Linked DNA regions of Homo sapiens: region 2 is linked to region 1. The links are chromatin loops, found by intact Hi-C in ENCODE. Cell type or tissue: HCT116. All regions are shown on one strand. Links, peaks and the distances in the headings refer to the core of each region. The heading gives the core; the rest is flanking DNA. Region 1 overlaps CCDC60 (coiled-coil domain containing 60). Region 2 overlaps SRRM4 (serine/arginine repetitive matrix 4).

Evidence for each region. A loop is a pair of places that touch in the nucleus more often than their neighbours do. Peaks named below come from ENCODE experiments on the same cell type or tissue, not always from the same donor. Only the 100,000 strongest peaks of a DNase experiment are listed, where the experiment ranks them.
Region 2: a loop joins it to region 1, with 8 times the contacts of the local background. A loop is called at or near these places in 4 of 110 quality-filtered maps.

What each region holds. Positions count from the first base shown.
Region 1 is chr12:119,404,875-119,420,013 of GRCh38, reverse strand. The region is part of intron 1 of CCDC60 (coiled-coil domain containing 60); the gene reads right to left. All of the region lies in intron 2 of PRKAB1-AS1 (PRKAB1, TMEM233 and CCDC60 antisense RNA 1), which reads left to right. Among named protein-coding and RNA genes, the nearest start is that of CCDC60, 78 kb to the right of the region's middle. In HCT116, for the core only: a CTCF peak has its summit at 6,639 (motif pointing right); a DNase peak (open chromatin) is centred at 6,623; H3K27me3 peaks cover 74 bases.
Region 2 is chr12:119,012,822-119,027,960 of GRCh38, reverse strand. All of the region lies in intron 1 of SRRM4 (serine/arginine repetitive matrix 4), which reads right to left. Among named protein-coding and RNA genes, the nearest start is that of SRRM4-AS1, 32 kb to the left of the region's middle. In HCT116, for the core only: a CTCF peak has its summit at 7,018 (motif pointing left); a DNase peak (open chromatin) is centred at 7,020.

The DNA of each region.
Region 1 (15,139 bases), core at 5,605-8,104:
TCCCAGCTACTCGGGAGGCTGAGGCAGGAGAATGGCGTGAACCCAGGAGGCGGAGGTTGCAGTGAGCCGAGATCGTGCCACTGCACTCCAGCCTGGGGCGACAGAGCGAGACTCTGTCTCCAAAAAAAAAAAAAAAAAAAAAAAGAATTATTTAACATCTCTCCTTGTTGAAGACAGGTTGCATCTTTTATAGGAAATTTTGATTGTCAGGGAGAGGTGGTAGAAGGAGAGACTGTCATCTGGGGAGACGAGCAAGTCCTCTACTGAGAACTTAGGGGAGACAAAGCAGCAGGAGTCCTCTGGGAAGAAGAGGAGAAGGAACAATGATCCCTGGGAAGGAAGCTTCTGATACTCAGCACATGGTACAGGGCCTGGCTCTGCATTCTTTCTGTCATTGCTGAATGAATGAGAAGATGAATGCATCACAGTCTCAAGGTTTAACCCCACAGGTTAATGATTCGTTACAAAGGAAACGAGATACCCATATAACGGTGAGGTCTGGCGGACACCACTTTAACCATCATGGCTATGCTTAGCATCACCAATGACAGGACAAACTCTTATCAGGTGAACCTGAAGTGATGCACTGGGAAGGGCACAGCATCGCCTACATGGTTACATCACCTACATACATGTCCTGCCCCAGAGGTCCAATCTGAATCTAATCATGAGAAAGCAATCAGAAAAATAAAAAGTGAAGGTCATTTTACAAAATAGGTGATCTGGACTCTTAAAAGATGTCAATGTCTGTGTCTGTTGGGGCCTCTGGGAAGCAGACACGGAGAAAGGACTACAAAATGCTCATTGCGGGTAAGCCCATGAAAGAGAAAAGGAGGAGGAAGTGGGATTTGGCAGGGGAGCCCTAGACCATGATGCAGATCTGACAGAGTCCAGCCAATGCAACAGGGAGATCCAGAGCAAAGATTGCTTGATTGAGCCCAAGCACAAGGCAGAAATGGCCAGTGCCCACTGATGGGGAATTTCTGGGGAAGCTTCTGACTTCCGCTGCATGAAAGCTGCTGTGGATGCTGGCGGTGTCAACAGCTGGAGAGTCTCAGCTACCTGTGCCGCCTGCTGGCAAGTTCTTTCTTGGAGAGAAGTCCAAGGGATACACCTCTTTGTATTCTAACAATGTCATAAAAGAGGAAGAAGGCAGAAGATCTGTTTCTCTAGGACACCAAGGGGACACAACAACTAAATGAAATGCATGGTCCCTTGATTGAATGCTGGACTGGAGACAAGGCTATAAAGGGCATGACTGGGATAACTAGGGACATCTGCACATGAACTTTATGTTAGATAACAGCATTGGGGCTCACGCCTGTAATCCCAGCACTTTGGGAGGTTGAGGTGGGTGGATCACCTGAGGTCAGGAGTTGGAGACCAGCCTGACCAACATGGTGAAATCCTGTCTCTATTGAAAATACAAAAATTAGCTGGGCGTGGTGGCGTGCACCTGTAGTCCCAGCTACTCAGGAGGCTGAGGCAGGAGAATCACTTGACCCCAGGAGGCAGAGGCTGCAGTGAACTGAGATTGCGCCACTGCACTCCAGCCTGGGGAACAGAGTGAGACCCCATCTCAAAAAAAAAAAAAAAAAAAAAAAAAAAAAAAAAAAAAAAAAAAAAAGAAAGAAAGAAAAGGAAAAAGAAAGAAAAAGATAATAGCACTGGGTTAATGTGAAATTTCTGTGTTAACTGTATTGTGACTATGAAGGAGAATGTCCTTCGGTAATACATGCTGAAGTGTTTAGGTGTGAAGTGTCTGTAACTGACTTTCAAGAGGCTCAGCTTAAAAAATTGTAAATATACACACATATTATATATATAGTACATACATACATATATACACACATGTATGCATACATACATACATATGAAAAATATGGAAACATGTTAAAAACATGACAAAAAGATAACATTGTGAATTTAAGTTAAGGGTATTTGACTGCCTGTTGTACTATTTTTGCAAACTTTCTGTAGGTTTGGAATCTTCTACAATCTTTTACAAGTTAGGGAAAAAATATGAAGTGACTGAAACCCCAGTTTCAGGTTTTCCTTTGCTGCAGTTAATTTGCTTGGGTCTTCCGTAAATGTCAGTGAAGCAGGACTGCCTTATGGAAGCCGTGCTTTGGGAATAAAGGAAGGGTCTGGGCTTCTTGCTGACATTCAGGGTGGGAGCTTGGATGAAGTTGGGAAACAAAGGTAGGACCCATGCCCCTGAGGCTGGAGAAATTGTGGCCCAGCAGAACCTACAAGTCACCACCTGTCATAGTTTTTTGGTTGATTTGTTTGTTTTGGCTAAGTGTTGAGGCCCTGGCTATGTCAGTACCTCTTCTTGAGGACTTAATTAAGGTCACACCTTAACCACTTCCTTTACTGGGCTCTCTGGGGCCACTATGCACCTGCTCAGGACCAGGTACTAGTTAAATAACTAGGGGGACAGAGCCTGATTGTATCTAATAGAGCAGAAGTAACTCCATAAAAGGAAATTGGGTGCTCTGGGAAGGAGGATTGTATGCCTGCCTGTCAGCCAAAAGCCAATAAAAGAGATAAAGTAAGAGAAAAAGGAAAAAGGGGGGTAGAAAGAAAAATCTTGCTGATGTATTCCAAAAAGTAAAGATAAACCATTTCCTCCTCCAGGCAACATCCCAGGCTGGTTAACAAGATCTCTCTTCCTCAGGATGACTGAAGTTTGGGACCAAATCGCTATTTGTTGTGGGGGATTTTCTTGTACATCATACAATGTAGCATCTCTCCTGCAAGTTACAACAATAAAAATGTCTCCAGACATTGCCAAGTGTCCTCTGGGAAGCAGAATCACCCTCAATTGAGAACACTACTGAGTTAAACTTTGATGAGGGGAGGGGTGGGAATGTTCTTTTTTTCTTTTTTTTAGACAGAGTTTCGCTCTTGTTGCCCAGGCTGGAGTGCAATGGCGCGATCTTGGCTCACTGCAACTTCTGCCTCCAGGTTTAAGCAATTCTCCTGCCTCAGCCTCCCAAGTAGCTAGGATTACAGGCATGTGCCACCATGCCCGAATAATTTTGTATTTTTTTGTATAGATGGGGTTTCACCATGTTGGTCAGGCTGGTCTCAAACTCCTGGCCTCAGGTGATCTGCCCATCTCAGCCTCCCAAAGTGCTGGGATTACAGGCATGAGCCACGTCGACCGGCCGGGAATCTCTTTATAAAGACTCCATTCTAAATCCTGGCCCAACCCTTGATTTGTGGGGAAATTTTTGAAAAAACTCAGGGCACCTGAAAGAAAAAGATAACCAGCAAAATAAGCATTCTATTTAATGCCATGCAATTTATCTGTTCTTCAGTCCTGCTTCAGGCTGGAGCCCTCTTCCCACCTATAGAGTTGTTTTGAAGTAAAAAAAAATCTATTGAGCTGTGTGAGGAAAGCTGTAATCAGCAGGGATTTTTTTCCCCTTCCTAAAGATTCCAATTTTTCTGTGTAAGTTCTATTTGTTCTTTGTGTAAGGGCCTCAGTAATAAAGAACTTCATTTTCTACCCTTGATGGCCATTTTGAATGTAGCTGGATATTCCTCACTGGAGTGTGTTCATGAATGAGACCTCCCTGTTTGTCCCACAGCAGACACTGCCTTATTATTATTATCATTATTATTTGAGACAGAGTCTTGCTCTTGTTTCCCAGGCTGGAGTGCAATGGTGTGATCTCGGCTCACTGTAACCTCTGCCTCCTGGGTTCAAGCAATTCTCCTGCCTCAGCCTCCTGAGTAGCTGGGATTACAGGCATGCAACACCTCGCCCGGCTAATTTGTATTTTTAGTAGAGATGGGTTTCTCCATGTTGGTCAGGCTGGTCTCGAACTCCTGACCTCAGGTGATCCGCCTGCCTTGGCCTCCTAGAATGCTGGGATTACAGGCGTGAACCACTACGCCTCGCCAACACTGCCTTATTTAATCCTCATGCCAACCCTATAAGGAATCCTTATTCCTGTTTTCCTGGAAAGGAAACCCAGTATCTGAGAGGTTAAGTCAATTATTCAAGGTCACAGAGACAGGAAGTGGGAGAGCTCAGTACCCTCCAATCCTTGATACCCTCCCCTCCCCTTATCTAATCCAGGGATCAGCAAACTACAGCCTGCAGCTGGCTTTTGTATATTACAGTTTTATTGGGCACAGTCACACCCATGTGCTTATTACTGTCTGTGGATGTTTTCCTGTTATAACAGCGAAGTTTAGTAGTTATTTCAGAGGCTGCACAGCCTAGAATGTTACCATCTGGCCCTTTCCAGAAAAAGTTTACTAAGCCCTGAGCTAATTTACCAAGTTGTTGACTTTGCTTCCTAGAGAGCTCTCCAGTCTTTTCCCTCCATTGTCTTCCCACCAGTGTCATTCCCACGCTGCTGCAAGCCACCTGGACAACAGACACAGCCTCCGATGACCTCTCTCCTCCATTCTTGTTTTCCTTGTCCATTGTCCACATAGCTGACCCTTCCAAAATGCACACCCAATCCCATGACTCCATTGCCTAAAATTTTCCTTATTGTTTTTAGACTAAAGTCCAAAATCCTTGATGGGAACTACACAGCTCTGTGATCTAGCTCCTGCCTTCAGTGTGATCTTGCATTGCTCCACTGTCCTGATCTCTATGGTCTAGCCAGTGAGCCTCCCTTAAGTGTCTTGCTCATTCTGATCACAGGGTCTTTGCACCTGCTGCCCTTTTTTCCTAGGATGCTTTTGTGCTATCAGTTCACTTTCAATTTGTTAGCTGTGGTTTATCCTTTAACTCTTTGCTGTGATGCATTCCTTGGTCTCTGTAAGCCTGGCAGGCTGTCATATAAGGATGCACAGGTTGGACGCTGCACAACTCTGGAGAGATACACTATTTGCATTTTAGTCTAAGTGAATGGAATCTCCCTTTAATCAGTGAGTGGAAAAAAAGGTGAGGCTAAGTCACCGAAACTGACAAATTATTGAAGAATTGCTACACATCAGCACTGTGCTAAGCATTTTGCATTATCAATCTCATTTACTTCTTCCAACAAACCAATGAGATGGTTATTAAAAAATAACTGTCCCTTTTACAGAAGGAGAAATGGAAGAATAGATGAAGTTGTTCAAGGTTACACAATTGGTCAGTGGTCAGAACCAGGATGAGAACCCTGGTCTTCCTGCATTTAAAACTAGGTTTCAGGCCAGGTGTGGTGGCTCATGCCTGTAATCCCAGAACTTTGGGAGGGCAAGATGGATCAGTTGAGGCCAGGCGTTTGAGACCAGCCTGGGCAACATAGTGAGACCTCTCTCTCTACAAAAAACAAAACAATTAGCTGGACATGGTGGCATGCACCTGTAGCCCTTGCTACTCAGGAGGCTGAGGCAGGAGGATCACTTAAGCTCGAGAGTTTGAGGTTGTGGTGAGCTATGATTGCACCATTGCACTCCAGCCTGGGCAACAGAGTAAAACTCTGTCTCTAAAAACAAAACAAAATGAAATAAAAACAAAAACCAAAACAAGACAAAAAACTTGAGTCCTCAGCCATTAAGCCTCCCTGAAAATTCAGTCTTCCCATCCTTTGAACTGGAAGGAAAGACATTATTCCACTATTTTCTTTCTTAAATCCTTCCTGTTTTTAAAGAAGGGTTTGCTGAGAAGGAAGGTGAGTATGAAGAGGGTTGAGGGAGACACACAGTGAGGATGGCTCCAGCTAATAAAGACAAGAGTGGCCGGGCGTGGTGGCTCACACCTGTAATCCCAGCACTTTGGGAGGTTGCGGCAGGCAGATCTCTTGAGGTCAGGAGTTAGAGACCGGCTTGGCCAACACGGTGAAATCCCCTCTCTTCTACAAAGAAAAGAAGTAGCTGGGTGTGGTGGTGCGTGCCTGTAATCCCAGCTACTTGGGAGGCTGAGGGAGAAGAATCGCTTGAACCCAGGAGGCAGGGGTTGTGGTTAGCCAAGATCGCACCACTGCACTCCAGCCTGGGTGACAGAGTGAGATACCATCTAAAAAAAAGCAAACCAGAGTGATAGACAGTGCAGGGTTAGGAGGGGGCCTGGGAGAAGAGGTGAGGGAGGGGGAACTGACATCCAGAAAAGAACCCACAAGCAGCTAAAGGACTGTATTATTGTTTTTTCCTGTGTGAGGTGCAATGTAACCTTCTCCCTCTCTTCTGTGAACCCTTCAGTAAAATCCCCATTACGCACTGGCACATATGGAGTGGGGACTGCTCTCTGAGGGGCTTGAGGAGCCAGGCCCCAAGGTGGGCTGGGGGAGCAGAGGTGGACAAGGGACGGATTCAGGAGAAAAGAATGTGGAGTCGGAATCCCCTCTCCATGCACCACACCTGCGTGACCCGAAGAAAGTCATCTCTTGTGTACCTCCGGGCTCCCACCTGGCACTGCCTAATCTTCATGCAGGGGCCATGAGGATGCTGAGAGGCCCACTTGGTACACAGGGCTTTGTGAACCAAAACAAGCCAAGGAAATGTCACTATTACTCTCACTATACCAGGAGTACCTGTAGTTTATACACATTGAATCAATTATGAGCTATGAATGAAAAATATAACTTGTGTGAGATCACGAAAATGTTCCCCCCGCGATGCCTTAAGGGCCGAGCAAGACTGTCAGTGACCCGATGGTCAGCAAAAGTAGCGATGCAGCGATATAACAGTAGGTGGCGCTAGATGCCATAGCTTTCAATCAAGTCCTGGTTTCTTTTAATCTCTTTCTCTGCCTCCCTCTTCTCTCACTTGATTGAAATGGAAATTGGCTGCCAGCATCAATGAGCCCCCAGCAGCCCTGAGACTGAGCTGGCATGCCAACAGCCAATGTGTTATCCACCCAGTTAAAAAAATTAATCAAATGCATTAATCTCATAAGCTCTTTTGAAAGACTAGGTATGAGGGGCCAGCAGTCCAGCTGTCAGACCCTGGGAGCTAATGGGAATCTGTACGATGGGCTAGCGGCTGCTGTTCAAAGTCCTGGAGGAGCTTCAGGAAACAGGAGCCCCGGGATGTGACAACCACTCTATTCTGTATCGTGAACCTTGCAAATGGCGTGTCTGGAAATGCGGGAGGCTTGAGATGGCAAATGGGCTCCAATCTGAGCGCTAGCTTCAATCTACCCACGAGTAGTCATTCTGTCTGGAGTGTCCTCCAGTCCAGTCTTATCAGAAGAAGTATCTGTGATTGATTAGCAATGTCTGCCACAGACCCAGTAAGGAACAGCAGCATCAATGTGCCCCATTACCATTCCTGCATGGGGGGGTGGGGGGGGGTGGGGGGCTTTACCTGTCTTTTCTCATTAAATATTCACAGCCACTCCAAAAGTTGATAGCATGATTATCTCTATTTTCTGATTAAGAGAACCGAGACCCAGAGAAGTTAAATAACTTGCCAGAGGTCACCCAGCGAGTGAGTGAGGGCTAGAACCAGAAGTTTAAACGTATCCTGTTGGCTGCAGGGCTCTGTTTATTGCATATTACACCACAGTTTACTTCCTTTCTTGGAAATGAAAAAATTTATTTGGCAATTCATCCTGGATAAATGAAACAAAGAGTGACCTAAGAAAGTATCCTTTCATATTGCCAATGTCCTGATAAGAAGGATGTGTGTTGGTGGTTAAGCCCCCAAGTGGCTTCCATCCGTTTTCTCTCTCCCTGGAAGAAGATAAAGTTGACATCTCTGCAACAATCAAGTGAACCCCCTGAAGGTCCAAAGAAACACAGCCTCCCATTGGCTAATAACTTTTAACCTCATTTTTTTTTTTTAATGTGAAGAGCAGAAGCAGAGCTGAGCTTAAGCCACTGGTGAAAGAGAAAAGAGCCAAGATTCAGGAGAGCTGCTTGGGGCTGGATGAAGCTTGACTCTTGGGCTGAGCTTTAGTGTGACACCAGAGATGCTGGGATATGAATTCTACAATGCTGTCCCCTGGATGCCATTCGATGGAAATTTACATGGATTACCTTTTGAGGCTCAGTGAGGGGCAAGAGCAGCTCACATATTTCTTAAATATCTATTAGGAGTTAGAAAATATCTGAGGATGTGGTGCTGAACAAGGGGCCATCCTTTCCTCAGGGATCTGGTGGTCTAGTAGGAGACACTTAACTACAATGTAGGAAAGTGCAGGCATCAAACCGTGTGGGGGCTGGAAGGGTTGTTGGCAGCGATTCAGACTGTGCTGAACACAAAACTTGGGGGAAAGGGTGTATCGGGGCTCAGAACATGATACCCCAAAACATGGTGCCTTGGCATGCTAAGTATTTTGGATGGAAAGAGATGGGAACAGGCTCAGAAACAAGGTCTCTCTGACTTTCTTTCCACCTCTCCTCTTTCTCTCCCGAGAAGGTCATAGAAACTGGAATTTCTCACCCCCAAGGTGAGAACCAGCTCTGTCTGGTTCCTTCTGTCTGAAACACCTATAGGGCAGAAAAAGTAAAACCTTTTACCTCACCCATCACAAGGGTCTTGGATGACATCACCATAACAAAAGACATATTAATGAGAGAAAAGCATAACAATTTTTTTCTTTTTTTGAGATGGAGTCTCGCTCTGTTGCCCAGGCTGGAGTCCAGTGGTGTGATCTCGGCTCACTGCAGCCTCCGCCTCCCGGGTTCAGAACATGAACGAGGCTTTTCACCCCCAAGCTGGCTCACAGAAACTAGAATTTCGCTCTCCCAAAGCAAGCCATAAAACCTAGAAAGGCTACTGTCTGGCCTCCTCCCTTCCATCCTGATGGTTCTATGTGACATGTTTCTGGTCCCATACCTGGGGGAAAAATGTCTTACAGAGACACAGAAAAGAATCTGAACAAACATGCCTTCCTAAGCACACCTCCCCTTAGGTTTACTACCTTTAGATAACACCCCTTTTTGTCCAATCACGTTTCTCTACAACTATCCACTCTTCTCATCAGACTTAGCATAAAAACACAGTTTTCCCTTGGTCTTTGGGTCTCCATTTCTGAAGGCTCCCATGTTATGTAAAACTTCGGTTAAAAAAATAAATGTGGCCGGGCGCAGTGGCTCATGCCAGTAATCCCAGCACTTTGGGAGGCTGAGGTGTGGGGATCACTTGAGGCCAGCCTAGCCAACATGGCAAAACCCTGTCTCTACTAAAAAAAAATACAAAAATTAGCTGAGTGTAGTGGTGCGTGCCTGTAGTCCCAGCTACTCAGAAGGCTGAGGCAGGAGAATTGCTTGAGCTGGGGAGGCAGAGGCTGCAGTGAGCTGAGATCGCGCCACCGCACTGCAGCCCGAGTGACAGAGCGAGACTCTGTCTCAAAAAAAATTGTTATGCTTTTCTTTCATTAATACGTCTTTTGTTATGGGGATATCATCCAAGAACTGTGATGGGTGAGGTAAAGGGTTTTACTTTTTCTGCCCTATAGGTGTTTCAGACAGAAGGAACCAGAAGGAGCTGGAATGGTTGGAATGCAGAGTATGGGATGTGTGTGTGTGCCTGTGTGTGTGTGTGTATTGGGGTGTGGTGATGAAGGTTTTCCTGATGTCACGAGGCAGGAGAGAACATTCCTGAAGCTGGTAATGCTGTTGAGAAGCCATTTCGGCAAAATCAGCTTAGGGGTGAGGGCCCAGTGAAGGACTGAAGATGGAGCACTGAGTTTTCTGTCATTTCATTTTTTATTACTTTAGTTTTTTTAAAGCAAGTAGTATTTTCAAATGGTTTAAAAAAATGTATCAAAAGGTACATCACTTTTTAAAATGTATTACTTCCACCTTGTCCTCAAACCATTCATTTCCCTCCCTGGAAATGAATAGTGTTATCAAGTTCTTGTGTATCCTTCCAGAGAGATTTGGAAACCACACACACACACACACACAGACACACACACACACACACTCTTTCCAACACTAGCATCTACCTTTCACACAAATACACATGGTAGCACTGTTTGTGTCCTGATTTCCCCTGACATAACAATGTATCTTGGAGAGCGTCAGGGTATTGAGTATCGTGGGACTATAAGGAGGCTGGAGCAGGTTGATGCCAAACTCTTGAGTCTTTGGAGCTGAATCTGGGAACAAGAGTGGTGGCTAAGAGGCTGTCATTAATGCATGGATTGGAGCTCTGAGAAGAGGATGGAATTGGAAGTTAAGGTAAGGAGTGTTGAATTAACTGTCAGAGAGGGAGGTGGGAAAAGAGGGCAGAGAGAGAGAAAGAGTGAGAAGGAGACACACAGAGAGAGGCAGACAGACAGAGACAGAGAGGGGGGCCTTGGAGGGAGGAGGGGAGAAGAGGATACTAAGATTATGAAGATTAGAAGGCCAAAGACTGACACACGGGGAAACTGTCAAGGAACACAGAGGACCAAGAAGATACGGAAAAGCCTGCCTGTTTCTGTAAATAAAGTTTTATTAGAACACAGAAAATGGATATTGAGTGAAATCCCAGTCTTCTATGTTTGCAAAATCTCAAATCATTTATCTTTTTGCATTTCTTAATTGTTTGTTGGTGTGAGGGCTGGAGTACATTTTGGGGACAATAAAGATGTCATTCATTAAGGTCTTGCTGCTGCCTAGTAGCTGCAATACCTCCTCTTCCTCATTGCAAGGGAGACCTTCAGTAGATAACCAGGCAACTTCCCAAGGTGTTACAGAAGTTCTTTTTGGCTGTCACAACTTGCTGGGGGTTGGGGGGTGGTGCATCTAGTAAGTAGATGCCCATGATGCTGCTAAACATCCTACAATATACAGGACAGTCCTTCTTCCCCCACAAAGCCGTATCAGCTCCAAACTTTCAAGAGTGCTGAGGTTGAGCAACACTGTTGCTAAGACAAGAGCTGTGTTTTTATTTTGCCTGGAGATCCCGGGGCACCCAGCACCCAGGTTGGCGATGATCAGGATCTAGGTTTTGCTTTCCCCTACACCGGAGTCTGTGGTAGGCAGCCTCTTAAGATATCCCCCATGATACCCACCTCCTGGTACTCACACTCTTGTATAATCTCCTCCCCTGGAGGTTGGGCTGAACCTAGTAACTCACTTCTAATGACTAGAACATGGCAAAAGTGATGCAATGTCCCTTCTGAGATGAGGTTACAGGATAAACATGGCTTCTGTCTTGGGCACCTGCTCTTGATCTGGGGAAAACCAGCTTCCAAGTTGTGAGCTTCTCTTTGGGAGAGGTCCACATAGCAAGAAACTTATTAGGTTGGTGCCAATGTCATTGCGGTTATTGCTATTACTCTTTGTTTTTTTTTTGAGACGGAGTCTCGCTCTGTCACCCAGGCTGGAGTGCAGTGGCCTGATCTCGGCTCACTGCAAGCTCTGCCTCCAGGTTCACACCATTCTCCTGCCTCAGCCTCCCAAGTAGCTGGGACTACAGGCGCCCGCCACCACGCCTGGCTAATTTTTTGTATTTTTTTTAGTAGAGACAGGGTTTCACCGTGTTAGCCAGGATGGTTTCGATCTCCTGACCTCGTGATCCACCCACCTCGGCCTCCCAAAGTGCTGAGATTACAGGTGTGAGCCACTGCGCCCAGCCCTTGCTATTACTTTTAAATGGCAGAAACCACAACTACGTTTGCACCAGCCTAATACATCTCTAGCCTACAGCCAGAAAGCACCTGATACCAGCCAATAGCCAAGTGTATGAGCTCAGGAGTGAGCCGTCTCCCTGTTGAGTCTTGAAATAACTGTAGGCCCAGCTGCCATCTTCAGTGTGGCCTCAGGAGATCCTGAAGCAGAGGCTCCCAGCTAAGCCATGCCTAGATTCCCGACCCACAGAGATTGTGAGATAATCAATGTTTGTTGCCTTAAGCTGCTAAGGTTTAGAGTAATTTGTCACATAGAAATATGTAACTGAAATACAGCTATACAGGAATAAACTCTCCACAAGAAACAGTTGATGATTTGGGTTACATAAACTCATTTACTTTCTCTTTAGGGGCTAGTCACAAAATTAATAGCTCTTCTTTGACTATAACAGTCTCCCCTATTGGCAAGAAAAATGTGTTGGTCTGTTTCAGGGTGTGAGCCATTAGCTGGCTCCCATATGCATTTAAAAAAAACCTTTTTATTTCTAATAAAATAAAGCAGAGAAAACCTTTTTATTTTTAATTTAATTTAATTTTTTGTCCACGGCCTGGGCATGACTTGGTTGTAAACAAGATCATTCCATAACTGAACTACCACAGGAGACAGTAGATTGTAGTATTGAAAAGCACAGACTTAATCAGACAGACTTGGTTTTAAATCCCAGCTCTGCCATTTGCTAACTGTTTGGGCAAGAGCCATAAGAAATACACCTTCTGGAGTGCCCATTTTATGGGTTAAAAAAAAGCCACTACCAAGGCATGGAGGGGCAGAGTGACTGCATATAACTACAGGGTCAGGAAATGAACCCAGTGGTGATCATTAAGTGAAGAAACTACTGGGTCGTTTCCAAGGTAAGCAAGTAGAACAACAATCTCGGGCTTTCTTAATTGGTACATATGCATGCATGTGTGCTTGGATAGATACAACATATTTTTAGTAATTAATTAATTTATTTTTGAGACAGGGTCTTGCTCTGTCACCCAGACTGGAGTGCAGTGGCATGATCATAGCTCGCTGCAGTCTCGAACTCTCGGGCTCAAGTGATCCTCCTTCCTGAGGCTCCCAAGTAGCTGGGACCACAGGCACGTGCCACCATGCCTGGCTAATTAAATTTCTTTTTCTTTTCTTTTCTTTTCTTTTTTTTTGTAGAGGTGAGTTGTCACTATGTTGCCGAGGCTGATGTTGAACTCCTAGCCTCAAGTAATTGTCCCGCCTTGGCCTCCCAAAGTGCTGGGATTATAGGTGTGAGCCACAGTGCCTGGCCAGATACATCATCTTATAATTTTAATTTTCCTACTGCACTTGGCCACCTGGCTTCTAGTGTTATGCTCCATTTACGTACACACACCCCACCTGGATGGGACATTCATGCCAAGGGCAGTCAGAATATACCCCCCTATGGCCCTGGATGTCCCCTCGGTGTTCTCTGCTGACCCCACTGGCATTGTGGTGACTGTTCTGGCACCTCTCATGACAAGAAGATATTTGTCCTTAGCTGTCCCTAAAGTGGTATTTCCAGCCAGCGTGTTATGAACATTGAATGCTGTAAAGACTCACTGCTGATGAAGGAACTTTACAAACATGAAACCAAAATGCAGCCGTGATGCCTGTCACCATGTCTCAGTCCCTGGAGGAAGTAGAGAAACCCTAGTGTATTGCATCCTCTGGTGCTCTGGCTTCAGCCTGAGGATCAGTGGGGGTATGTAGGTAAGTGGGTGGGGCTGGAGCACCAAGACTTGGCTTATATTCATGAAGTAAAAAGAAAACCAAGCAGCTCCAATTTAAAACCTTTTTTTTTTTTTGCTATATTCAGCTTACCTTTTTATTATGTTTTGTATTCATATTTTAAACATATTCAAAACCACTGATTTAAGCAGCTATTCCTCTTACATTGTAAATGCTGTTTTCTCTCTCCTCCTCTGGATTCTAGCATTGCAATGTATGCGAGGAGTATGACCTTGTCACATTGTGTTTTTGGTTTCAGGCACAATGCCAAACAAAGAGTGGCTTCTTGGCAGTTATTTGTTCAGTGAGTGGATGAAGGGATGAAAATAAAACTTCAATATGTGTTGATTTTTCAACTTTTAGACAACTCAGAGACAAAGCCTGGGAAACTGAATTATGGGTATGGAATGTGAATGCTATTGATCTTGACAATGTAAAAATAGTAATAAAGACGCAAGGGGAGCTGATGAGACCCTCATCTCTTCCACAAAGTAAGGAGTCAAAGACGCTGTCTAGGGTGAATGAGGCAAGAAGACCCCAACTCTCTCTCTCTCTCTCTATATATATATATCTATATATATATATATTTTTTGAGACAGAGTTTCCCTCTTGTTGCCCAGGCTGGAGTGCAATGGCACGATCTCTGCTCACCACAATCTCTGCCTCCCGGGTTCAAGCGATTCTCCTGCCTCAGCCTCCTGAATAGCTGGGATTACAGGCATGTGCCACCACTCCCAGCTAATTTTGTATTTTTAGTAAGGGCGGAGTTTCTCTATGTTGGTCAGGCTGGTCTCGAACTCCTGATCTCTGGGGATCCGCCTGCCTTGGCCTCCCAAAGTGCTGGGATTACAGGCGTGAGCCACCACACCCAGCCTCATCTATATTTTTTAATTACAGAATTAACCACTAGGGGAGCTGAAGGTAAGGCTACTTTTGGAGGGTGGGAGTTAGGGGTGGGGAGTGGTGTGGGGATGCGGTAACTAGATCCTCATCTTTCACAGCAGAAAATTATTCAAGTTTTAAATGCATAAACTAAGAAATACACGTAAAACTTATATAATTTAGAGGCACGGGTCATTGGAGGAAGTAGCAAAAAGTGTTAGACACGGCTGCCCTGAGGGATGGCATCAAGGATGAGAAGAGGGCAGGGAAGAGGGACTCCTGCTTTACAGCAGAAGATTTTTGATGATATTTGTTTTTGGTTTTTTTTAAATCTGAGAATGTTTTACATTAATTTTCTAAAAACTAACAGAGTTTGAGAGCCCTAGTTGGAGTTAAAATACAGAGCCCGACTTTGTTACCGTGAAAATCAACAAGCACAACAAGCCTTGTAATATCCATGCTCATTTCAGAGTCAAGACAAAATTAATTTGGAAAAGAAAATACAGCCGGGGAACAGAGTTAGCAACCTCAGGAAATTCAAGGAAATGTAATTGAGTAAGAATTATCTCCTTAATTACTTATGACCAAATCAATAACAACGCTGGATGAGAAACCGCAGTTGCCACCAATGAGGATCAAGTCGCTGAGAAACCAATTGGGGTTCAGGCTTGTTTGAAAAGCAAAACACCTTCCTCTTGGTTGTTAGCAAACACGGTTCCTGGGGGTGTGCACGGAGACAGGAGAAGGCTGCAGTTTGCAGCCTGGGGTGGAGAAATGAGCTGAACTTGCTTATTATTTTCAAACGTGAAAGCCTGAATAGAGGAGCTCCTTTCTCCAAAGAGGAGCAAGCATGGATGCCCTTGATGATGTCAAATGCTCATTTTCATGCTTTCCTGGGGTTAATCAGAGACCCAAGCAGGTTCATCATGCAAATTAGAAGGAGGTGAGCCAAGTGCCTCAAAGGTAGGTGAGGGAGCATTTTTGTTTGCAGATCACAAGCTTTTTGT
Region 2 (15,139 bases), core at 5,665-8,164, 390 kb after region 1:
TATTATCCTGTGCATACTCCACTCGGGTTGATGCTGTCTTGCATTAATTAATCTCTATATGGGGATGCAAAAGACCACAGTGGTTATAAAAGTACAGGCCCCGAAGTCAGACTCAGACTGCTCTAAATTCCATTTATACCAGCTTTGTGGTCTCGGGAGGGTTCATATCCTTTATGTGTCTACATACCTGTAATATGGAGACAGGGATCATAATAATAAATACTCTGTTGTTTGTTGTGGGGAGTAAAGCCTAATAAGACATGTAGAATACTTGCCCACTGTCTAGTGTATAATAAGTGCCCCCCCAGGTTATCTATTATTATAGTCTCCAATTGTGTTCATCTCACCTCAGTTATAACATAAACTCTTCATGAGCAGGGCTGATATGTAGCTCATTTGCATCATGCAGGGTATACAGCAAAGGCACAATGAGTGCTTGTAGATCTGACTCATTGTGCCATATATTAATATCTTAAAAGATAAGATTACTAGCATTCTCATGGTCAGGTGACTTGAGTTGACATCACGAAGGAAAATTGCCATTGAAAAAGGGACGTGACCTTTCAGGAAGACTAGGATTTTGTCCCTCCGCTGCCACCTACCCATTCTGTGACTTTAAGATTCCATTTCTTTGTCTATAAAACAGGGGTGATACTTTATATGAGTTTAGAAACAGAAAGCCCTAACTCACATTGGTGCAAACCATAGAGAAATACAGGATCACAATTCCCAGGAGTCTGGTTGGGTGGGTGGGTGATCCAGTGTTGGTTTAGTTGGTGCTCCATGATGTCATTTGGGGCCCATCTTTTTTTCTCTCCTGTTCTTGATGGAGAGCTGTGCTCTCAGCTGCTCCCCTTGGGATTCCAAGATGCCAGGCAGTCCCAGACATCACTCCCAGACATCAGCGTCCAGAGGAATAAAGGAAGCATCTAAATGTGACTCCTTCTTGAGAAGGAGAAATTTTTCCCCAAAGCCTCTTGAGCAGACTTCTCCCATTCCTAAAACATTTGCAGGTGTGAGAATGGGATTACCATGATTAGTTTACACTGATCACCCGAGGTGTTGTGGATAAACTGGGGGTTCTCCAATGCTATGCCTAGAACAAAATTTAAAGGATCATTGTGGGCCTGGCAAAGTGGCTCATGCCTGTAATCCCAGCACTTTGGGAGGCTGAGGTGGGTGGATCACTTGAGGTCAGCCTGGCTAACCTCTGTTGAAACCCTGTCTCTACAAAAAAAACAAAAATTAGCCGGGTGAGGTGGTGCACGCTGGTAATCCCAGCTACTCGAGAGGCTGAGGCACGAGAATCACTTGAACCTGGGAGGCGGAGGTTGTGGTGAGCCAACGTCGCGCCATTGCACTCTAGCTGGGGCAACAGAGTGAGAGTCCATCTCAAAAATAAATAAATAAATAAAAATTAAAATTAAAAACATTAATTAATTTAGAAAAAGGATATTTGTGGTGATAAAATGAGATCACTGTACATACACTGTGTCTAGCACACAAGTGACACTTATAGATGTGGCCCTTGTCCTCTGTTACTTCCTCTTTGAGTCCTTTTTCTTACCGCTCACATACAGGAACCAAGTTCTGTGCATTTTGCCTCCTTAATATAACTTCAAATTGTCCATTTCTCTATGTGATCCTGTCACCTTCCAAGTCTAGGTCAATATTATCTCTTTCCTGAACCTCTCCAGCAGCTCCACCTCACATTTCTTTTTTAATTTCATTATTGAACCCTTCCTACTTATCTCCTCCACAGCCACAGAGTGATTTTTTTCATGACATAAATTGCTTAAAATCTTCTGTGGCTTTCCATTCTCTCTAGAATAAAACCAAACCCAGATGTGGTGGCCATGAGAATCTACCGCCCAGATCTTCAACCACAGAGGGCACCAGGACCTCCAATGTGGAGCCCTGACCTTGTGGAAGATCAAACCTCCCACAGGTTGCTTCCAGCCAATGGCTCGGTGGCCGTGACTCTAAGGCAGGGACACATAGGACTCCACTGATGGCCAACTTTGGTTTAAGGGCTTCCAAAGTGCCTTGCCAAACCTTTCTCAAACTGCACAGCAGGCTAAGATGCTTTTGCCCAATCTTTCTTTCTCCCCTTTTTCCTTGGCTCAAGGTCTGATCATTTTCATGGAGGTCTGATGCTTTCTAAGCCTCCCTCCCCATTTCTCCTTTGGGCAGTTCCCCTAGTAAAATCCGTATATGAGACCGGCACAGTGGCTCATGCCTGTGATCCCAGCACTTTGGGAGGCCAAGGCAGGTGGATCACCTGAGGTCGGGAGTTTGAGACCAGCCTGACCAACATGGGGAAACCCTGTCTGTACTAAAAATACAAAATTAGCTGGTCATGGTGGCACATGCCTGTAATCCCAGCTACTCGGGAGGCTGAGGCAGGAGAATCACTTGAACCCGGGAGGCAGAGGTTGCGGTGAGCCAAGATCATGCCATTGCCCTCCAGCCTGGGCAACAAGAGTGAAACTCAGTCTCAAGAACAAACAAACAAACAAACAAAAAAAAAAACTCCATATATGAGCAGTCTTATCTTGACACCCACATCTAAGCAGGCCTGGATTAACAAACCTCCATGATCTGGACTCTGCCTGACTGTCCAGCCTCATGTCCCATGCATACTCCTTGCACCATATATTCCAGCCCCCCTGAAATGCAGACAGCCTCCCCTTACATACTGGTGTTTGCACTGCCCGATCCTCTGCCCCAATACCATTGCCCCCTACACTCCATGTTTGGCTAACATCTCAATGTAAATGTTCTTTCTCCTGGAATTGTTTATTCTCCCTTTCCCTACACACAAATACACACACACACACACCCTAATGCACACCCACCAGGGTTACGTGTCTCTGCACTGAATGCCCAGAACACTCTTCCAACCTCCATCAAAGCACCCATCCATCTATGCTGCAATTTCTGACTTGAGTGCTTCCCCACATAGCATGAGGCTCTATGTAGGGCAGCACCGTATCCTCTCACTCCCCATTTGTCCAGTCCCCAGAACAGGCCCTGGCACACAGTGAGCGCTTATGGCCCAGTGGTCTCCTTCTCCTCCTACTGTCGCCATACATGGCTAGGGAGACACAGAGAGTCCTTGTTTTTCAGGATAGAGTGTCCTGAAAAACACTCATGTTACACTCACTCCCAGCATCAGCCTGGGTTGGACGTAAAGGGATTGGAAAAGATCCTAAGGCACTAAGATCAAGCTTAAGAGGCCTGGCTAGCCTGGCCATCCTTGGGTTTAGACAGGAGCAGTTCTTAGCCCCAGGGAAGCTCAGTTTAAATGCACATCAATCATGCTCTGGAGAAACCTGGATTAAAAGATCAAAGCTGACAAGCTGCCTGTTAGGGGAGGGGGCACCCAGGACATACAGGAGATACGCTGAGTAGAATAGACACAGAGAATGGGCTTATGAGGAGCAGGGCTTCTATGTGTGTGTGTTGCTGAGTTACACAAAGGGGCCCAGCCGAGGGGGCTTGCAGGGGCTGAAACCCAGCCCACATTCCCTCTGCCATCCTGCGTGCAGTGGCAGTGAGACTGCATCAGCTAGAATTCAACAACACAGAGAGAGCACCTTTGGTAACTACACAGAGATACGCTGCAAGGTAGCAGTGAGCTTGGGTGAGGACAGGCTGGACTCGGGAAAAACTTGGAGCTGGGGGTCAGCAGAGTTTGAGTTCTGGCCCTTGTCAGCCTCAACATGTTGGATGACTTCGGGCAGAGCACCTCCTTCTTGGGGCTTCAGGTACAATTTTTGAGCCCCCATGATGGGCCAGGAGCTGGGTTTAGACACTGCATATATAGCTGAGGACAAGAGAGAAAGTCAAACAGTCCTCTTGAAATACATGAATAGATGGGGAAAGTAGGCATTCAACAAATAATCACATAAATAAATAAAAATAAATGTGATAGGTAACATGCAGAAAAGCCAAGAGTACAATGAGAGAGAATTACAGGAAGGGTCTCATCTGCAAGAAGAGAAAGTCTTGTTAAGGTCAAAGCATGAGAAGGAGTTAATTAAAATGCGGGGTGTAGGGGAAGGGGTAAGTAAAATATTTGGCTGAGGAACAGTATTTATCTATTGGAATACGTATTGAGCACCTATTATATGTTGGGTCTGAAACAATGAAGACAAAGAAAGGGCTCATTGAGGCAGGAACAAAGAAATGGGAGGGAAAATGGGATGAGTTTATGTAGAAGGTGGAGGCAGTGACCAGATCATTCAAGACCTTGGATAGCAAGATAAGAATTTGGAGTTTTCTCCTGAGAGTAATGAAAAGATGTTGGAAGGTTTTAAGCAGCTGTGTGACATAATCTGGTTTGCATGTTGGGAAGGTCACACTGGCTGCTTTCAGGAGACCAGAGCCTGATGGTAAGGACTGCTCAAGCTCTGCTTGCCTAGGACACAACTAACAGCCCTTAGCCATGTGACTGGAGACCTGCAACCTCTTTCTTTATCATTTGGCTCTTGATAGGGATCAAAGGAATTGCTGTGTCTTTTGGGAGCTTGGCTTCCATAGTCACCCTCACCTAAGGGAAACTAGGTCGAGGAGGAAGAAAGGATAAACAGAACTAACTGTCCCTCTCAGGTACTAAGCTGTTCCCAGTGCTCACCTCTATGCAAAATCACCCAGTTTCATCTCCATTTTGTGACCCAGGGATTAGTTCATGGTTTCTAATTTGTCACTGAGACACACCATTATCCACCCAGCAGATACTTTCTTCTGCAAAGGGAGCAAGGAATTGCTAACCACTATCCTGCTCCTGTTCAAGCATTTGGATTGGGGGAAAGACAGTGTACCTCATCAGAGGAGTCTGAGCTCTCAGCCCCAGAGAATGAATTGATGGAAGCCAACCATGGAAAGTACATTCTTCTTACCGTGACAGGTGTAGGTAAAAGTACGGAGTATAATTCTGGGGGGCTTCAAGAGAGGGCTTTGTTTGTTCTCAAAAAGACACAAAAAGAGATGCTCTGCTCATTGTGTCTTCATGCAATGGCTGGAGACACTGCAGCCCTCTTGCAGTGGTGAGGGGAAACATCATTAACACCCTGAGAATGGCAGAGCCAAATCTGAAGTCTAGTTGAGTTGCTCAATTAACCAACTCTGCCTCTGGACTTCTATGAAGTAGGAGAATGCATTTCCCTGATTATTATGTTTTCTGAAAACTGCAGCTGAAAAAACTTCAATTGATAAAGGTTCTCTGGGCCTCAGTTTGAGACATATGTGACCATGCTCAGTTTGAGATATATGTGATAATGCTGAGATATATGTGACCATGTGACAAAACTTCACAATCCCTCTGCAAATGTTAGATAATATATGACTAGAAACTCAGCTCCAGGGTACATGAAATCTATGTCTAGTAAAGCTTCCTTCCTTCACATCAGGTAGACAGTCAACTAACATTGCAGTCAGGAAGTTCTTCTTGGCATCTGGCTTACATTTCTATTGCTGCTTTGTGGATTATTTGTGCTGATTTGTGGATGTGAAGGAAGGCTGGTGGAGATCATCTCTTTGCCTTAAATCACTACCTAGAATTTTGGCCCCACCGGGTAATAACCATGGTTGTGACTGAATCCTTAGCATCTAGACCAGTGCTGAGCACAGAGTGGGTCTTGACAAAAGGTTTTTGTTTGTTTGAAGTAACCAAAAAATGTGAAATCATCGGAGTCAAGTGTAGGCTTGTCTATCAGAGAAAGAAAATAAGCATTCTCCTCTTTCTTTTTTTTAAATTTTATTTTATTTTAAATTTTATTAAATTTTATTTTAAGTTCCAGGATACGGGCAGAATGTGCAGGTTTGTTACATAGGTAACAGGTGGTTTGCTGCACCTATCAACCCATCACCTAGGTATTAAGCCCCACATGCATTAACTATTTATCCTGATGCTTTGCCCTCCCCCACCAACAGGCCCCAATGTGTGTTGTTCCCCTCCCTGTGTCAAGGATCTAGAACAAGAAATACCATTTGACCCAGCAATCCCATTACTGGGTATATACCCAAAGGAATATAAATCATTCTATTATAAAGTTACATGCACATGTATGTTTATTGCAGCACTATTTACAATAGCAAAGACATAGAATCAACCCAAACGCCCATCAATGATAGACTAGATAAAGAAAATGTAATACATATATACCATGGAATACTATGCAGCCACAAAAAGGAACGAGACCATGTCTTTGGCAGAGACATGGATGAAGTTGGAAGCCTCATCCTCAGCAAGCATTCTTCTCTTTCAATGAAGTCGCAAGCACATCTATTTCTGCTAACTTTAGTTCAGGGGTGGGGTCCCTAGTGGGAGGGGACAAAAGCTGGACTTTTCAGCCATTTATGAGAAGGCACCTCCTCAAAATGCACATCTGGCAATAATGACCACTGGGGGTAGTTGGTGCACACTGGTGTGCACACAGACATCTTGGGTCCTTGGAAAGTTCTAGTTTGCTCAAGTTCCTGCCTGCCTATCTGACTCAAGGAGTCCTATGTGTTCTTATTCTCTGAACCCCTACCCTGATGAAAGCTCAGCCTTCCATAGCTTCAAGTCAGCCAATCTCTTCTGTTAGTCATTCTGCCTCTTTTCCATGTGGTTTTATCTTCTGCCTTGAACTACAGGTTTCATCTCTTCTGAGACACTATGACCATAGGATCACTTCTTTTTTTTCCTTAAGTAAACTTTTAAATAAACTAGAATATACTTACAGAAGAGTGTCCAAATGATCAAGGTAGAACTGCATCAATTTCTACCAGATTGCAAAACAGAATATTCCCAGTCTCCAGAAGCACCCCCTCACCCTTCTCACACTCACTTCCAGTGATTCTCTCACCTCCTTTCCCTGACTTACCTGACGTCTAGATGTGTTTTGTCTGGGTTTTGAGGAAACTAAGGCTCAGAAAGAGGAATCACAGGTCAAGTCACCCAGAGAACCAGCAGAACACAGCGCCTCCCCCCACCGTCTCTAGGAATCACTTTCCCGCTGCCTCTACAGCGCCCTCTACGGGCGAGAAGGCATCTCCTTTTCCTGTCTACCCATTAGGGCTATTCTCTCGTTGGAAGAGAACACACCCTCTCCCAGCTTTCTTTGTAAAAGTCCTTCCTCATTCTGGGTTCCAAATAAAATCCTCTTTATTTCCCCAGCTCTTTCCTTTCTGTGATTTTGATATAAAACCTCTCGCCAGCCCCTCTTGTAATTACCACGGAAAGAAATCTCATCTATTTTGAGCGATTCATTTGCGCTTTCACACCGGGCCTGTCTTTAACACACACGTGAATGATCCTCTTCAGGACAGCCTGCTGGCTCTGAGCTACACCTTTTCAACGCCACCAGCTCCGACTCACTCCCCCTCCGTCAGGACTCTTATCCTTTTCACGATTTCATTCCTTGCGCTGTTTGAAATGGATCATTCTACCCAGACAGTTACTGATAAGACGAATAGCTCCTCCCTGCCCGGGGCCACTGGGTTTACCAACACTTGGATGTAAGCATCTTCTACAAGGATTTAATTCAGATATTTAGACAACAGATTTTTATCTACCATACTGGTCGTATTGCCTTTTAGTACGGTGAGCATAATCAATGGGCTATTTAATGAGGAGGCAGGTGAGAGGGTCTGTGTATGTTGGGTACAGGGAAATAAAATAGCAAGGACAAATAACACACTTTGCAACCTTGAGAGTGTGACTTCCCCCTTCTGGGCTTCAGGGTCCCATCAGTATGATAAAGGGGATGTGAACTAAGTCAGAGAGGGGAGAACTTGTGGGGGCCCCATGCAGCACCACCACCCTGGTGGTGCAATTTTTGATGCGCACGAGGATGCCCTGTTGAGAAGGAAAGTGAGGGCTGGAGTTTACCCTACTCCATTGACCACACTGTGCCACCCAGAGAAAGCAAATCTCTTCCCTAATTCATACAAAGGTGCTGTACGGTTAAGCAGCAGCCTGGGTGCTGTTGCATGTGTGTGATTTTTTTTTGGGGGGGGGGGGAGCGGGGGGAACTGTCCAGAGCTTTCCAGCTTCTCAAAGCATCTAAGTTCCCATGAAGGCTTCAAAGCCAGTAGTTTATGAGATCTCTCAGGCTTCCCTGCCACTCTGTAAGTTTTCTTGGTGTTTCCTTTCCCTTCAAACATCCTCCTTCTACCTCTCAAGTGATCAATAACCACAGAGCCCTACTCCTCAAATAAAATAGCAGGAAAGGGGATGTTGGGCTGGGCAATGGTTTCATTTCTTAGAGAAGCAGTTTAATCCCAGGGAGCCCGTGGCAGGATGTTCATGAGCAGAGAAGGGAGTTCTTATGAAGGGTAGTGTAGGTTAGGGTAGCAAGTTAATAAACTATGTAATTTCAGAAGGTAACAGGGTGCATGAGCAGTTGCCAACAGAGAAGGCAAGAAGGAACTGCTGTTGTCTGAGGTGTCAGGCTGAGAGCAAAAAATTAAAACAAACACAGCTGGAGTGAGTGGGTGGAGGGGAAATGCTTGAGGGGGGGAATTCAAGCCCTGGGAAGCTTCAGGGAGTTACTAAAATCCCCTTACTACCCATGTTGACTAGAGGAAATGAGGCAGCAGGCTCAGATTTGTAGGCAGCCCCCATCTGCCGAACACCCATTATTTCAACCCGGGGGATGGTTGACGTGTCTTTGATTAGGATTTGATTGTTCACATTGCACAAAGGATTTGGGGCTCAACTTTTTAAAGCCTCCATTAAATATTTAAGTAGCTGGCCCCCAGAGCATTTGAATTAGAATTTGATTTATGACACATTGATTTACACATCACGTTTACCGATCAGATCCTCTCTGCAGGGAAGGTGGCATTGTGGCAAGGAGATTCAGTCTGTCAGCTTTGGGGAGCAGACCAGGAAGGTTATGAAGGGTTGGGGACCATACCTGTCATTCTGGAGCAGTTCAGTTCTGGGAAAGTTCCCTGTGATAAATCTCTTTCTTTTCACTTGAGCTTCATTAAGTTTGAGATTTTTGCAACCAAATTATTCTGAAGGAGATTCACAAATTTCAGCCACTCCTGGGGGTGAGTGATTGCAGATTTGATTCCCTAGAATTTTCAGTGGGGTCTTTATGATTCCTAGGGTACTTGACAGTAGGGGTACCCTACTTTTTAAAAAACTGAGGATACAAAATTTCTAACTTACAACAAAACAAATTAGGTAGAGTAATTCTTTCCATTACTCTAGGGTACCAGGCATTGGATTCTTTCTAAATACGAGTGGCCACCCAGCATTCTCAATTAAATCCATTTCTTCCTGTTCTTTTTCTTCAGGTATCTGAACAAATGCTTTTCTCTCTACCTCTCTCTTTTCTGTTTTTCTTGTAATAATTGCAATAGCTGTAGAGTTTTGAACTCATACTACATCCTAACACTGAAACTGTGACCCAAAGAGTTAAAGAAACCAATGACTAACAAAAAAATTCTTGAGTTTGCAAGATGACAGTTAAGAAAAGGAACAACTTGCTGAAACACTGAAACTTCCTTTATTAATGAGATTAAAAAAATGGCTGAAGTCAGTTGGAACCAAGATGGCCAACTGAAGTCGATGCTGAATTTCCTCAGCATGTTTCATACTAATTCCCCTCAAATTTGCACAAGGAATCCATGAAATAGCACACAGAGATAACTGTGCATGCCCAAGGACTTTCCAAAACCCCCCTTTTCTTCCACCAATCACCTACTCGTTTCAGAATCTATCCTCATAGACTTTTCTAATGCAAATATTGCCTTAAAGCCAGCACAGAGAGACAGATTTGAGTTTGACTCCTGTCTCCTTGGGAGTTGACTTTCAATGTAAAGCTTTTCTTTTCTCAAAAACCCAGTGTCATAGTACTGGCTCATAGCACATGGCGGCAGTGAGCCCCTTTTGCTTGACAACAACTCTGTGTCAAGCCTTTTATTGACATTGTTTTATTTAATATTCACAATGATCCTGCTAAATTATTCTGCCTCACGTTAGTGATGAGGAAGTTGGGGTTCAGATGGGTTAACTAACCTGCCCAAGTCAACATATCCCATATGTGGCAGAGTCAGGATTGAACTCAGGTCAGCCTGAATTTAGAAGATGGGCAGCGTGGAGCTACCAGATTGCAGGTGGGTGGGAGCAGATAAGCTGAGAGGAGTGAGGCAGAATGAGTTCACTGTGGTGTAATGAGCCTAAAGAAGGTTCAAAGTGAGTGAGGGAGGGTCTCTGCTAGAGCAAAGATGAGACGGACCCCTCCCCAAAGGATGCCACAAACCTTCACTCTCGACTGCCCCCGCAATGGACTCCACTCTTTCTTTGTTATTCCTCTTCTAGTCCCCAAGATATTAGTCTTCCACTTTCATCTGCATAGCCACACCACCCACGTCTCCTCCCCTGCTCCCACTCCTGCCACCCCCTTACACTCTTCCCCAGCCTCCTGCTGCTTCCCATCTTCCTCAGCCCAGGGAATGCAGCAGCCATCTGCCCGCTTAGTATATGCTGAGTCTTCAGCCCAGACACACAAGCCCACAGTCTTGAGGGGGCTTAGTCAAAGCTCCAGAGGTAAATATCCAGAAAGAAGGAAATGCCTAGTCCAAGCAAATGGGATGCTGATGTGCCTTTCCAGGCATAGCATCCGGGAATTTTAGAACTGGAAGAAATTATAAATGTGTGTCAGTTTCAAGATGGGAACAGTAAAGTCCAAAAAGGGAGAGTGACTTTTCTACCACGATGCACTTGATGGGTTTCATTCATTCACTCATCCAAGGAAGACTTATCAATCAGCTACCCTGTGCCAATCATAGAAGCTGGAGATTAAAAATGGAATAAAACAACCTCAGGGGATTTATAGACTAGGCTGTGGTGATATGAACTCCATCTTAAAAAGTCTTATAATCCATGCGGATATTAAAGTTTGCTGTTTATTTAACAAGCATGATAGTACTTTTCATATTCCAGACCCCATAGTATTTACAAATATCATCTCATTTAATTATCACAACAATACTATGAAGTAGGTGGTATTTAATCCCCATTCTACAGATGAGAAAACTGAGGTGCAGAAACATGAAGTGACTGGTCTAAGGTTGCACAGCCAGGAACTGGCAGAGCTGGGGTTCAGAGTCAGCGTGCCTTGTCTGCAGTATGCTACCCTGTCATTCCCAAGCACTTCCATAGCATGATATTGTAAAGGAAAAATGAAAACTACCAATAAGCCCCTCAAAACATAGTAAAAGAGGTAAAAATACAAACAAACAATGCAAAGTCAGAATTAAGAAAAAGTAAATGGCACTCAGTGGCCAAGGTGATGGAGGAGAATATGGAACAGGGATCTGCAAGGTCTAACCTTTCCCAGGGTAACGAGTGTTGAACCATAAATTTGTATTTGAGTCTCCTGGTAGACAAAGGGAAAATACAAAGTCTATGTTATATGGTTTTCATAATTCTTGATTAGAAATTGGGCTGGGGAAATGCAGCAGTCTATTTTTTCTTTTTCTTTTTCTTTTTTTTTTTTTTAATTACATCGTATTGAATTCTGAACTCTGGAGGGCAAAAACCACACTTTGCTCATTTCCAGGAAGAGTCCCCCTCATAGAGTGTGATGTGAAAGGTGGTTACTGAATGGGGCTGGGGGGATTGTGTTCATTTCCTAGGACTACCATAATAAGGTACCACATGCTGAGTGGCTTAAAACAACTGACATACATTCTCTCACAGTTATGGAGGCTAGAAATCCAAAATCAAGGTGTTGTTAGGACCACGCTTCCCCCAAAGACTCTAGAAAAAGATTCTGTTTTGCTTCTTCCAGCTTCTGGTGGCTCTGGCATTCCTAGGTTTGTGGCAGCATCATTCCAACCTCTGCCTTCACCTTCATCTTCCCTGTGCATCTGTGTCTTCTCCCCTCATCATAAGGATACCAGTTGTATTGGATTAAGTGCTCATCCTATTCTTGTGTGACCTCATCTTAACTAATGACATCCACAGTGACGCAGTTTCCAAATAAGATCGCATTCAAAGGTTCTTGGTGGGCATGAATATGCAAGGCGTGTATTTACATGGTCTGATGACCACTACAGGTCATCAGAGATGGCCTTCCCAAGAGCACAATAATTGTGCTGAAATATGAAGAATGAGGAGGACTTGACCATGCAGAAATCAGGGGGAAGGACAGTCCAGGGTGAAGTGCGAGGACTCTAAGCCTGGGATGAGGATAGTGTGTCTGAGGAATTTGCGTATTGTTTGTTATAGCAAAAATCCTGAAAACAACCTGATTGATTACAAATCAATAGGATATTGATTAAATAAATGATGCATCTATACAATCAAATACAATGCAGCCATTAAAAAAATAACAGGGTAGTTCTAAATGCAGTCATATATTTTAAAAATTCAAAATACAAAGTTAAGAAGAAAAGGCAAGAGCATGTAGAAGGGTGAGTGAGGGCCAAAAGAGGAAGGAAAGTAGGGGCTGGGGCTTTGACAGGAGCTTGGGGTTTTATTCAGAGCACAGCAGCACAGATTTTGAGCAGAGGAGTGATATGGAACTGGTTTGGTTTATAATTGATCACTGTAGCTATTGCATGCAGCGCAGCTTGGAGGGGAGTAAGCAATGTCAATAGCAGTGGGGTTTATGAAAGATGGTCCCTGTAAGTCTGGTTGAAGAGGTGATGGCTGCTCTGACTAGTTCTCTAGCACTGGAGATGGAGAAAAAGGGATTCTGGCTTTATTTATAAGTGATAGACCTGCTGGCGGATTGATTACATGCTGGGGAGGCAGAGGAGGATGCTGGACTCCTCAGTGTCATACTGTCTCCATATCTACCTGCGGCTGCCATTTTTCACTCAACAAACACCTTGGTCAACTTCTCATATCCACACCTGTAGTTCAGCCTCATTCATTTTGACTGCTTCATTGCATTCCATCTTATTGGCAGATCACAATCGAGTATTTATTAATTCCCCTTTTGTTGGATACTTAAGTTGTTTCTAATTTCTCACAATTACAGCAATGCTGCCATAAACATCAATCCAATCACTCAATTCTTCCACAAATTTCTTGAACAGCATTTGGGCACATGTGAGGGTTTCTCCAAGCTAGAAGGGGTGTAGTTGGGTTGCAGGGTACTTTCGCTTTAACAGAATTGTATGTAATCATAAGATATTCCCATGGTTTCAGGGGCCAGGGATGAGCTGGTCTCTTATGAAGCAGAAAAAGCCATCCCCTCCCAACCCTCTGAAGCTAAACAGCCCCAGAGGAGCCCACTGTACCTCCCTTCTTACCTCCTCACTTCCTGTGCCTTCCTAAATTTAAAAATTGCAGGGTTCCTGTAGGCCATATGCTACCTTGTGTCTACTCTTTAAAAACATGGAGTGGCATTTTGGGAATGGGGATCAGGTTGCCAACTGCAGCTTGGATCTGGGAAATAGCCCAAGCCTCCTTGCAGACAGTTTTTCTTTCCTCTAATACCTGCCTTCCTTTGAACCCAGGTCCAGCAGGAGGAGAGATTAGAGCATCATACCTGTTCTGACTCATAGCTCTCCATCTGTTACAGCAAGTCATTCTTGGTAGAGAGGTGGGGGGTGGGGATCGGGGAAGGAGATAAAATCCCGTTTTAATTCCTATCCCTTCTCCAAAAGCTACCTATAATTTTTTTTGTCTGTTCTAAATCTCTGTACTCATCGGAAACAAACAGAAAGTTTGAGGCAACACATATGACAGAAGAATAATTCCTTTAATATGCAAAGAGCTCTTACAAATTAAAAAAAAGAATAATCAAATTCTATTAAACGGATGAAAGACATGAAAAGGTAATCATAGCAAAATATAAGATTATCAACAAACATGCAAAGACGTGTGGCCTCACTCATTAAAGAAAGGAAGAAAAACAAGTATACACTACTTTCTAACTCTCAGAATGGATAGATGAAAGAGCTTGATAATTCTCCAACTTATCAAGTAATGATCAAGTAATGGTCAAGTACTTTGACCATCAAGTAATGGTCAAATAAAATGATTCTTATACCCTGGGTTGGGAAGAAGGGGAGGGTAGCATGCACACTTTGGGGTGGGCAATGAGACAGTATCATTTTCTGGAAATTTCTAACAATTCCGTTTCTAGGAATTTATAGTATAGATATACCCTCCAAGGTAGGCCAAAATAAATGTACCAAAATGTTTACAGTAGTACTGTTTGTTACAGCAAAAATCCTGAAAACAACCTGATTATAAATCAATAGGATATTGATTAAATAAATGATACATCTATACAATCAAATATAATGCAGCCATTAAAAAAATAACAGGGTAGTTCTAAATGCAGTCATATATTTTAAAAATCCAAAATACAAAGTTAAGAAGAAAAGGCAAGTTTCCCAGCATAATACATTGTATTTTCATATAAAATATTTCTGGAAGAATACATTAGAAAGCACAATAGTAGTTGTGTCTAAAAGAAAGGAGTACAAAGTTAAGATGAAGGAAATTTTGGGGTTTTTTAATACTTCTGCAGTACTTTTTATAAACCATTGTCATGTGTAACTTTTATGATTAAAACTCATTTACAAAATATTTAGAAGAAAGCAGATCATTCAGTACTGAACTTAAAATCTGAAAATCATATCATTTGAATCTTAACCCTGGTTCATGTTCTGTTTTGGCTGTGTTGCACTGGGTTAATTGCTTAGCCTCTCTGGGCCTGATTTTTCTCATCTCTGAACTGGAAATGCTACAGATTTGTTGTTGTTGACATTCTTTATGCTACAGGAGGGGCAAAATGGTACAGAAAGGAAACAGCCTGATTGACTCCAAAATTTTGTTTGTTACTCATGTGCAAACATTGATCTAGTATTCTTGAAGATCATGTCACTTAACTTAGTTAAGGAAACAATAATGATGTTTCCCCACTGTGAAGGCATATCTGGAGATGCTGGAGGGTGATCCAGCATTCACCTTTCCTTCTGCTAATTCCACCTGTGGCCTAGTGCATGCTGAGAGTAAATAGCATTACCTCCCAGGTTGATGTAAAACACCTGGTGAAATTTTTCTTTGGCGCCTTCCCTAAGGTTTAGAGGGTAATTGGGTCTGTCTGTGTCTTGGGTAGGAGTCAATGAAGATGTAGTAAATATCAACAGAGAAAATCACCAAACAGAG